Linked DNA regions of Homo sapiens: all the other regions are linked to region 3. The links are chromatin contacts, found by Hi-C or POLR2A ChIA-PET in ENCODE. All regions are on one chromosome and are shown on one strand. Each heading gives the region's core, a stretch centred on a gene start or an enhancer-like site at or near the end of the contact. The rest is flanking DNA. Distances are from core to core; before and after follow the strand shown. Region 1 holds the start of SLC22A5 (solute carrier family 22 member 5). Region 2 holds the start of P4HA2 (prolyl 4-hydroxylase subunit alpha 2). Region 3 holds the start of ZCCHC10 (zinc finger CCHC-type containing 10).

Evidence for each region. Hi-C counts contacts between places; a loop is a spot of excess contacts on that map. ChIA-PET counts read pairs that join two places held with the same protein, here RNA polymerase II (POLR2A). Pooled maps may share reads with other maps.
Region 1: a pooled map shows a loop between it and region 3 (6-fold over the local background). The contact joins the promoter of SLC22A5 here to the promoter of ZCCHC10 in region 3. A Hi-C loop is called at or near these places in 4 of 50 pooled maps. POLR2A ChIA-PET finds 5 or more read pairs at or near these places in 2 of 52 experiments (activated naive CD4-positive, alpha-beta T cell and naive thymus-derived CD4-positive, alpha-beta T cell).
Region 2: a pooled map shows a loop between it and region 3 (3-fold over the local background). The contact joins the promoter of P4HA2 here to the promoter of ZCCHC10 in region 3. A Hi-C loop is called at or near these places in 1 of 50 pooled maps. POLR2A ChIA-PET finds 5 or more read pairs at or near these places in 3 of 52 experiments (AG04449, WTC11 and naive thymus-derived CD4-positive, alpha-beta T cell).

What each region holds. Positions count from the first base shown.
Region 1 is chr5:132,368,045-132,371,484 of GRCh38, reverse strand. It overlaps SLC22A5 (solute carrier family 22 member 5), which reads right to left and starts at 1,775. Exons shown (of 10, transcript NM_003060.4): 1 at 1,120-1,775. The coding sequence starts at 1,512. It overlaps MIR3936HG (MIR3936 host gene), which reads left to right and starts at 1,569. Exons shown (of 8, transcript NR_110997.1): 1 at 1,569-1,641. RefSeq lists a silencer at 1,573-1,892.
Region 2 is chr5:132,226,257-132,229,390 of GRCh38, reverse strand. P4HA2 (prolyl 4-hydroxylase subunit alpha 2) reads left to right here and starts at 1,538. Exons shown (of 15, transcript NM_001017974.2): 1 at 1,538-1,601. RefSeq lists silencers at 1,192-1,421, 1,562-1,821.
Region 3 is chr5:133,025,093-133,028,248 of GRCh38, reverse strand. It overlaps ZCCHC10 (zinc finger CCHC-type containing 10), which reads left to right and starts at 1,700. Exons shown (of 5, transcript NM_001300816.3): 1 at 1,700-1,752. The coding sequence starts at 1,712. RefSeq lists a silencer at 1,421-1,550 and an enhancer at 1,631-1,940.

The sequences.
Region 1 (3,440 bases), core at 526-3,025, 660 kb after region 3:
CTGCTCCAACAGGTTCGGAGGGGACAGACAAAACCACCCAGAGGGAAAATCCAAGGGGATGAGAAATGAGAAAGGCTCCCCTACACCCTATGACCTAAGGCTGTATGCTTTAACTAAATCTGGCCGACAGCCTTGCCTCATAATACCTGAGAAAATATTCCAGGTCAACAAGTCACCCTGAACCCATCTTCAGATGAATGGATCTTAAAGAGTGACAACTGACGGCCTGGCGTGGTGGCTCACGGTTGTAATCCCAGCTTTGGAGGCAGAAGCAGGCAGATCACGAGGTCAAGAGATCGAGACCATCCTGGCCAACACGGTGAAACCCCGTCTCTACTAAAAACACAAAAATTAGCTGGGCGTCGTGGCTCACAGCTACTCGGAGACTGAGGCAGGAGAATCACTTGAGCCCGGAAGGCGAAGATTGCAGTGAGCCAAGAACGCACGACTGCGAAGGTTGCAGTGAGCCAAGAACACACGACTGCGCTCCAGCCTGGTGACAGAGGGAGACTCTGTCTCAAAAAAAAAAAAGACTGACAACTGACCATGGGAAAAGGCAAACAATTACTTACAGGGCATGACCAGATTGTCGTTTTTGGGTTGTGGACGGTAGGGGAAGGAGTAACTAGAGGAAAAAGGGAAGAGGCAGTTGTATACACATGCTTTATTTAACTTTTAAAAGTTCAGGAAAGAGAAGTATTTCTTCTCTTCTAAAAAGAAATCAAGAGACTAGAGGAAAAACGGGATAGCCCCTGGCCCAAGTCCTGGCTCTGCTACTTACCACCCCCAACCCCAACTAGAGTAAGTCCTGGACACACAGGGCCATAGAGCATCGCCCAGGGACCGCCAGGACCTTCCTGGTACCCTCTTCAAAGTGGCCATCAGGACGGGAGGCCAGACTGACCACCTGTGCAGGGAGGAGCACACTGTGGCTGGAGGTCACCTCGTGAAGCGTTCCCAAGCCACCTGGCTGGAGGGTCTCCATCGCTAGGGTGTTGACCGTTGGGGGAGGGGGAGTGACAGCGTCCAGTGCGCATCTGGGAGAGAGGAGCTCGGGTTCAAGGACCGCGACAGGTCCTCCGAGCCCTGGTCTCAGCCCCAGCAGGGGCCGGCACCCACCTCGGTCACAATGGTGGACAGGTAGACGTCCTGACTGAACTCCCAGCCATCCAGACAGCTCTCCTGCTCCAGCTGCCCCAGGTCCACGTCGCGCCCCGGCTCCAGCCCAAGCGCCGAGAAGTTGGCGATGGTGGCGAGCCGGTAGCGGCGGCAGCTGTGGGGCACCTCGCGGCCGTCCCGCAGCCGCAGTGGGACAGTGTGGTTGCGCCAGGCGCTGCTCAGGTTCGCGGCGTCCGGCACCCGGCAGCGGTGCTCCGGGGTCGCTATCAGGAACACGGAGGACAGGCCGGTGAAGCCATTGGGGATGATGCTGGCGCTGAGCAGGAAGAAGATGAGGCGCTGGAAGGGCCCCCACTCGCCCAGGAAGGCGGTCACCTCGTCGTAGTCCCGCATGCCGCCCTCAGAGGCCCACAGAGCGCGGCCTGGGGTCGGGGAACGCGGCGGGCTTTGCGCGTGCGCGCGGGGCACCCGCCGCCGACCAGGCAAGCCAGGCAGCAGGCGACCCAAGACCGTCCGCGGAGGGTAGGCTCGCGAGCTGACACCGCCGCCTTGGTCCTGCCGCGGCTGGCCTTACATAGGGCGCACGACCAGGGAAGGTTGCGGGCCTGGGCCGCAAGGCGCGCCCCGCTGGCAGGCAGAGCGGCGCCGGCGAAGGCGGAGCTGGGGCGGGACGCGAGGGCGCGGGGCGGGCCGGGAGTGCACCTGAGGCCCGGGCGGGGCCTGTCCTGGGGACCTGGCGAGGCCCGGCCTCTGCCAGCCAAGCCTGCTGGGGACGACCGAGGTAGCCCGGGCTCGGCTTAGGAAGGCAGCGGGACTCGAGGCCTTGGGGTCCGAGTCCGAACTCGCTCCTCTAGCGCCGGGCGGGGAGCGAGTGGGAGAGCGGCCGCGAAGCTCCAGTGTTGAAAACGCACCCCTCCCAGCTTTTTGCAAGGCCTACTTGGGGGCGGAGGTAAGGAGAAAGTCACTGGCCCAGGGTCTCACAGATAGTTGCTCTTGACACCGCCTAATCTTATAAGAGGGACGGGGATTATTTTGAACCTGGGACTGTTAACTACCCTAGTAGAGAGGCTGGGAGCTATGACTTTTCATTCTAGTCCAGATGCCCTTTCCACATTTTCGTCTGTAACAAGCCATTTTGTTCATGCAGATGTAAAAATTTAACTTCACGATTAACGATCCTAGCCTAGGGTTAAATATTCCCCACAGATTAGTTATTTCCGTGCAGAGTTTATTCAGAAGCTAACTGGAAAAAAAAAAAAAGCAGCGAGGTGATTCTAAAGCAGCAATGTTCCATAGGATAAGGAGCTACATTTGTTATGTTAACTTTTCTAGTAGCCATATTAATAAAATTGCCAGATTTAGCAAATAAAAATATAGGACTCCTAGTTAAATTTGAATTTCAGATATAGAATGAATAATTTTTAAATATTATGTCCCAAGCAGGAATATATAAAATAAAAATGTAACTGGTTGTCCTGTATTTTATTGGGCAATGCTGCATATTTAAAAAGTAAAAATAAAAGATGAAATTAACTTTAATGGTATATTTAATCAAGTATATCCAGAACATGATCATTTCATCATATAATCAATATAGAAATTATTGATATTTTACATTGTTATATGTAAATCATTGATCTTTTTTTCCCCTCCTCATACTAAATCTTAAGAATTCAGTGTGTTTCACAGGTTCTCAGGATTTGAAAAAAAAAAAAAAAGGAATCCAGTGTGTATTTTACAGCACATTTCAATTTGGACTAGCCACACTTTTTATTTTTTAATATTTATTTATTCATTTATTTATTGGAGACACGGTCCCACTGTGTCACCCAGGCTAGAGTGCAGTGGCACAATCATAGCTCACCGCAGCCCTGAACTCCTAAGCTTAAGTGGGCCTCCTGCCTCAGCCTGCTGAGTAGCTAGGACTACAGGCACATGCCACCGTGCCCAGCTAATTTTTTTATTTTTTTTATTTTACAGAGACAAGGCATCCCTGTGTTGCCCAGGCTGGTCTCAGACTCCTGGGTTTAAGCAATCCTCCCACCTCAGCCTCCCAAAATGCTGAATTACAGACGTGAGCCACTATGCCTGGCCAGACTCATTTTTTAAGTGCTCAGTAGCCACATGTAGCTATTGGTTATCTTATTGGACAGCACCATTCCTAAGGCCTTTAAGAATTTGGGCTGCTAAACTTAACAATGCAAGATATTCCTTTTTAAAATAGTAGTGGCTTAGTGATAGAAACAGAACTAAGTGTATATTTTTACAATATAATGTGTTGAGTAAAGAATATTTAATAGTCACTATATTATGAGTTGAAA
Region 2 (3,134 bases), core at 289-2,788, 800 kb after region 3:
TTGGAGGCTACAGTTTATTGAGACCTGGTTTGGTGCTGTTAGGGAGCTAGAAGGCTGACTGCAGGGCCTGAAGAGTGGGAGAGACAGCTCCTTTAGGGCCTGAAGAGTGGGAGAGATGTGAGGATGGGGAGACAGCTCTTTCAAGAAATTCCGCTGCGGTTGAGAACAGAGACACTCAGTGGGGTCGAATGAGGGTTTTGTTCCCATAGTAGAGGCTTGAACACATTTACAGGCCAATGGGAAAGATCCAGTTGAGAGCGGGTAGTTGAGCCTTCAGGAGAGAAAAGGGATGTTCCATGGGGCAAACTCCTGAGAAGGGGGAGGAGATGGAAGGAAGCTTCTGTGGATGTAGCAGATGCAGGAGGGTTTGTGTAGTTTTAGCCGGGCTCGAGCCGGTGGCTGACGCAGGCAGGAACAATGGCTCACCCATGTTTTATGTGTATTTCCGTGTGCGTGCTCCTGCTTTCCCCAGGTCTGGGCCGCCTGCCTGGCCCGTGTGCCGTAGGGAATATCCACACTGGGCCTGGGCGGAGGCTGGGCATCTCCCGCTCTGGGCTTGCTCCCTGATGAGATTCTCAGACCGTGCTTCCCCTCATTCATGAGAGGAAGGTTCACAGAGCAGGCGTGGGAACCTGCCTGGCCGCCAGGGCCTCCTCCCGCTCAGGCTGAGGTTTGCTGCATCTCTGTCCTTATTCCCTTCCAGACTGGATTGGCTGAACCAGGTGTCCACTCTTTTTGGCCCATGGCATAAAGAAGGGTTTGGGCAACCCAGTGTGCCCCAGGTTGTTACCGCCCCCCCGCCTCCGCCCCCACCCAGCCTTTGATGGGCCCCCTTCTCATCAATCCATCACCCCTGCACATGCCACCAGGACTGCCTGGACCAGAGCCCGGGACTCTCTGAAACCCACTGAGAGCTCGGCCCTGGGAATGGGCCTCCCAATCTCGGTCTCCAGGGGGTGGGCCCCAGGTCCCTAGTCTTCCTCAGGGTCTTCTCCACTGTTCTGCCTCCTCTCCTGATACCCAGTTCCTAGCCGGGGTGACCCCAGCCTCCCGTAACAGCCTCCTTGTGGTGGTGCTGGGAAGAAGGGGCCCGTGTACCCGGCAGGGCCCCCCAGGCAATGGGCATGAGCGCAGGCAGGGAAATCCGTCAGCCTCCAGGGACGCTCTCCCTACAGCCCCGGCGAGGGGATCGGGTCGTGGCGACCTCTCCAGACGCCCAGGGGCTGGGCAGGAGGGCGGGCCAAGGCCCGCAGGTGGGGGCGCCAAAGCCAGGCGGGCGCGGAGTACGTGCGGTGGGCTGCGGGCGGCATGAAGGGCGCGGGCGGCCAGCTCCGGCTCCGGCTCCGGCTCCGGCTCCCGCGAGGCCGGGTAGCCTGGGCGTTCCCAGGGGTCGCAGAGGACGGCGAACCCCGGCGGAGCCACCGGAGCTGGGGACCAGGACGCAGGCAGGCGTGTGGAGCGTGAGGTGGGGACGTGGCGGCGGCTCAAGTGGGCGGAGCCCCGGCAGCGGCCCGAGGCGGAGTCGCCAAGGGAGGAGGCGCCGAGCTGACCGGGCGACGCCGCGGGAGGTTCTGGAAACGCCGGGAGCTGCGAGTGTCCAGGTGAGCGCCCCGCCCGCTCAGCCGCCAGATCAACCTTAGCGCTGGGGCGCGGGCTGGGGTCGCCAGGCGGTGCGTTCTGCCCGCGCGGGGCTGAGAGTTAGGGGCCGGGGCCGGATCCGGGGCCGGGGGTCGCGCCGCTAGCCGCCAGCAGCGCAGTCCGGGCCGCCACCCTGCACCCTCCGCCCTGTTTCTGCACCCGTCTGGGTTCTTGTGCCGCCGCCCGCAAGCCTTCCCGAGCTCAGGGTGGTGAGGTCAGCGGCGCCCTTCGTGCAGTTCCCTCGGCTGTCGGGCGGGGCTGGGAACTTGGCCGCTCTTCCCTGTCAGGCTCCCGGGAAGTGGCGGCCTGACCCCGGGCTGCCGGCTGTTGGGAGCGGGGGCGCGGCGTCCGCCTGGCCCTGAGGGGCCTCTTCATATTGGCTAAGCCCGTTCTGCACCCTCCCAAGGGCTGGGAGTCCTAGGTCTTGTCCGGGCAGGGTCCAGCTTGGAGCCCATTAGATGGGCCATTGGATCAGAAAGTCTTTTCTCCCCCAGACATCCTTGTGGAACCAGCGTTGTTTTTCCTTGGCAGCTGCGGAGACCCGTGATAATTCGTTAACTAATTCAACAAACGGGACCCTTCTGTGTGCCAGAAACCGCAAGCAGTTGCTAACCCAGTGGGACAGGCGGATTGGAAGAGCGGGAAGGTCCTGGCCCAGAGCAGTGTGGTGAGCGCTGTGCTGGAAGGGAATGCGGGCAGTGGGTACTTGGTAGAGCACTGACTGCCTCCGGCCAGAGGACTTCCCGGAGGAGGTGACCCATGAGCTGGAGTGGTCAGAGGAAGGCTGGCAAAAGGGCATCGTGGACAGAGGAACAGCCTATGTGAGTGGGAGCAGAGACCTTGGCCAATGCCATTCCTTATGGCCTTGTAGTGGAAGCAAGGTGATGGGGAAGGAACACTGTAGGGGATAGCTGTCCACGGACGCTGTCTACAAGACCCTGGAGTGAGATAACGTGCCTGGTACTGTGCCCTGCATGTGTAAGATGCCCAGTTGACCTTCGCAGCAGGAGCCTGGATCAGGGCACTTCCTGCCTCAGGTATTGCTGGACAGCCCAGGTGGGTCCCTGGCCTTTGTATTCTATTTGACTTTAAGATGGTGCAGGAGAATACAAAAAACTATCCGGGCATGGTGGCGCGCGCCTGTAGTCCCAGCTACTCGGGAGGCTAAGGCAGGAGAATCGCTTGAACCTGGGAGGCAGAGGTTGCAGTGAGCCAAGATCGTGCCACTGCACTCCAGCCTGGGAGACAGAGCGAGACTCCATCTTAAAAAAAAAATAAAAAAGAGAGATGGTGCAGGAGAGCATTGGGATCCCTCCCAAGACTGTGACTGTTGTCTTTTGCTGTAGAGTGACACCCGAGATTTGTGCTTCTTGATAATAGACTACCTGGGGCCTCACAGCCCCAGCCCTCTTGTAGGAAATCCTGTCCTAGGAGCAAGGGCTGGAGTCCGTTACGTTGTAGCTTGGGGCATTCTTAAATGTCCCAGACTTTGTGGA
Region 3 (3,156 bases), core at 451-2,950:
CCATGTAATCCATAACATAATGTATAAAAAGAATGAATTAGATCTGTATGTGCAGACATGGGAAAATATTTTCTTTTCTTTTTTTGTTTTTGAGATGGAGTTTCACTCTTGTTGCCCAGGCTGGAGTGCAATGGCGCGATCTCGGCTCACTGCAACCTCTGCTTCCCAAGTTCAAGCGAATCTCTTGCCTCAGCCTCCCGAGTAGCTGGGATTACATGAATGCACCACCACGCCCGGCTAATTTTTTTTGTATTTTTAGTAGAGATGGGGTTTCTCCATGTTGGTCAAGCTGGCCTTGAACTCCCAACCTCAGGTGATCCGCCCTTCTCGGCCTCCGAAAGTGCTGGGATTACAGGCGTGAGCCACTGCGCCTGGCCGGGAAAACATTTTCATAAGTACACTGAGGAATGAAAAAATCAAGCTGGAGAACACAACATGTAAGAGCCTATTTTTTTGAAGAACAAGTTGTGCTCAAAGGTCACATCATCACCTTCCCTAACTCCTAATCACTCTTTAATCCCTTACTCTGAAATATTTTTCGTTAGAGTACTTATGCCCATGAGAATAGTCTTCATTCATTGTCTGTAGAAAGTTCCATGTGTACACGGATTTTATTTGTTCAAATGCTCTGTCCTCAGCTCCTAAAACATTTTAAGTGTTAATTATTAATTGAAAAAATATGGCTGGGCGCGGTGGCTCACGCCTGTAATCCCAGCACTTTAGGAGGCCGAGGCGGGCGGATTATGAGGTCAGGAGATCGAGACCATCCTGGCCAACATGGTGAAACCCTGTCTCTAGTAAAAATACAAAAATTAGCTGGGCATGGTGGCGCGTGCTTGTCATCCCAGCTATTCGGGAGTGTGAGACAAGAGAATCTCTTGAACCAGGGACCCAGAGGTTGCACTGAGCCGAGATCGCGCCACTGCACTCCAGCCTGGCGACACAGCGAGACTCTGTCTCAAATTAAAAAAAAAAGGAAAAAATATGGATGACCCAGAAACACACACACACTTCAGAAAATTATATATATTTCAGAGAACGTGGGTTTTAAGAGAATAATAGCTCCGTGAGCTGACATTAGATGTAGGTGCAGCTAAAATATTCTAAAATATTTGTATAGTCCTTTTCTGCTTGATAAAGCAGCTTTAGTTATACAGTCCCATTTAGTACTCGTAACAACGCTGTGAAATACATAAAAAACAGAAATAACGTATATGTTTGCACTCCATGGCTTGCTAAAGTCATTCTTTCAATTGATGGTCTCAATCCTGGTCAACTAATTCCTTTCTATTCTCCAGACTACTTCTAGTTTTCTGAACACCAAAGTTTCATTCTTTGTCTTTGTATGTGTATCCCTCGTTCGAGAATGTTGTCCTCATTTTCCACAGATAATGTTCTTGCCTGTAATCATCCTTTGAAACCCTGTTCGGCCCGAGAACCCGAGACCCATACTGGAGACACCGGCCCCTCCCGACCCACCAGTCCCTCCCGTCCCGACCCTCCAGCCCCTCCAGCCCCTCCCCTCCCGACCCTCCAGCCCCTCCCCTCCCGACCCTCCAGCCCCTCCCCTCCCGACCCACCAGCCGGCACTAAGATACCTCCCCTTAGAAGCCTGTCTGGCCCCGCCTACGTCTACGGCCTCCCGGTTGGAAGCCCCGCCCTTCCGAGGAGTTTCCCAAAACCCTGCGCGGCCGGCTTTGACCGCGCTAAGATGGCGACTCCCATGCATCGGCTAATAGCCCGGAGACAAGCGTAAGTAAGGATCCGGTTCGGGTCCACTGGAGGGCTGGGAGCGGGGAAACGCGCGTCAACGGGCTGGTGTCGGACCCCTATTGGGACCGGCGGAGAATGTCCGTTTCTCAAACACTCTTCTGGCTCCCGGGGGGCTCGGGCCCGGGCGATAAGTCTGGTGACCGGGGGTTAGCGATTTCGCGGAAGACAGCCGCGTAAAGTCTGCGGCACGGGACAGAGCGGGGTTTGAAGACAACTGTCGCGTTTGGTTTCTCTGAAAGGAACGCCCACAGTTGGTCACTCAGTGATTTATGCCCCTCCGCCAACCCCACGCGTGGACAGGGGAGCCCTGAAGCCCCGGTCCGACACCTTTATTCCAGCCGACGTAAACCTTCAGTTTCCTATTCAGTGTCCAGCCCAGCTGCCTTTTCCTACTTCCTTATTCTAGCGCCTTCCTTAGGAACACCCTGCCTTCAATGCCGATTGCTTTCCCAGGCTATCTTACCACCTTTTGCTACTCATTCTCTCTTTCAATAAATATTAATTTATTTAGTTCCTACCGTTCTGTGCCAGACATTGGGTATAAATAGAGGTGTTCAAGACAAAATCCTTGCTTTCAGAGAGCTTACATTCTAGTGATGGAAACAGTCGATAAACCACAAATTGTAAATACAGCTGGTGATAACAGCTTTGAAGGAAGTAAGCTGTTGTGATGGAAAGAGGGAAAGGCCCACTTTAGGTTGGTTGGACTGGAAAGGCATCTCTGAAGAGGTGGAATTTGAACAGAGATTTAAAGGATGAAAAAGGAACAGTCATACGAGGATTTTGAGAAAGAGCATCCGGATAGTGGCATAATTGCTTTGAGCCTGAAACTTACTTTTTACAGAACTGAAAGATAGCCATTACGCCTAATGAACAAGAGAGAGTGGCAGAAGAGATTCATAGCTGACAAATAATGCAAGGGTCACCCCAGATGCCCCTTTCTTTTTTTTTTTTTTTTTTTTTTTTTTTTTTGAGGCGGAGTCTTGCTCTGTCTCCCAGGCTGGAGTGCAGAGGTGCAATCTTGGCTCACTGCAAGCTCCGCCCCCCGGGTTCACGCCGTTCCCCTGCCTCAGCCTCCCGAGTAGCTGGGACTACAGGCGCCCGCCACCATGCCCGGCTGGTTTTTTGTATTTTTAGTAGAGATGGGGTTTCACCGTGTTAGCCAGGATGGTCTCGATCCCCTGACCTCGAGATCCGCCCGCCTTGGCCTCCCAAAGTGCTGGGATTACAGGCGTGAGCTACCGCGCGCGGCAACCCCTTTCTTATAAAGCTTTTTTTTCCAACAGCCTTTGCACATCCAGACATCTGCCTCTTTTTCATAAATATTTCATGCCATCTCCATTTTCATGTCTATATGTAGCTCAGAGTCTGCTAGTATATGTA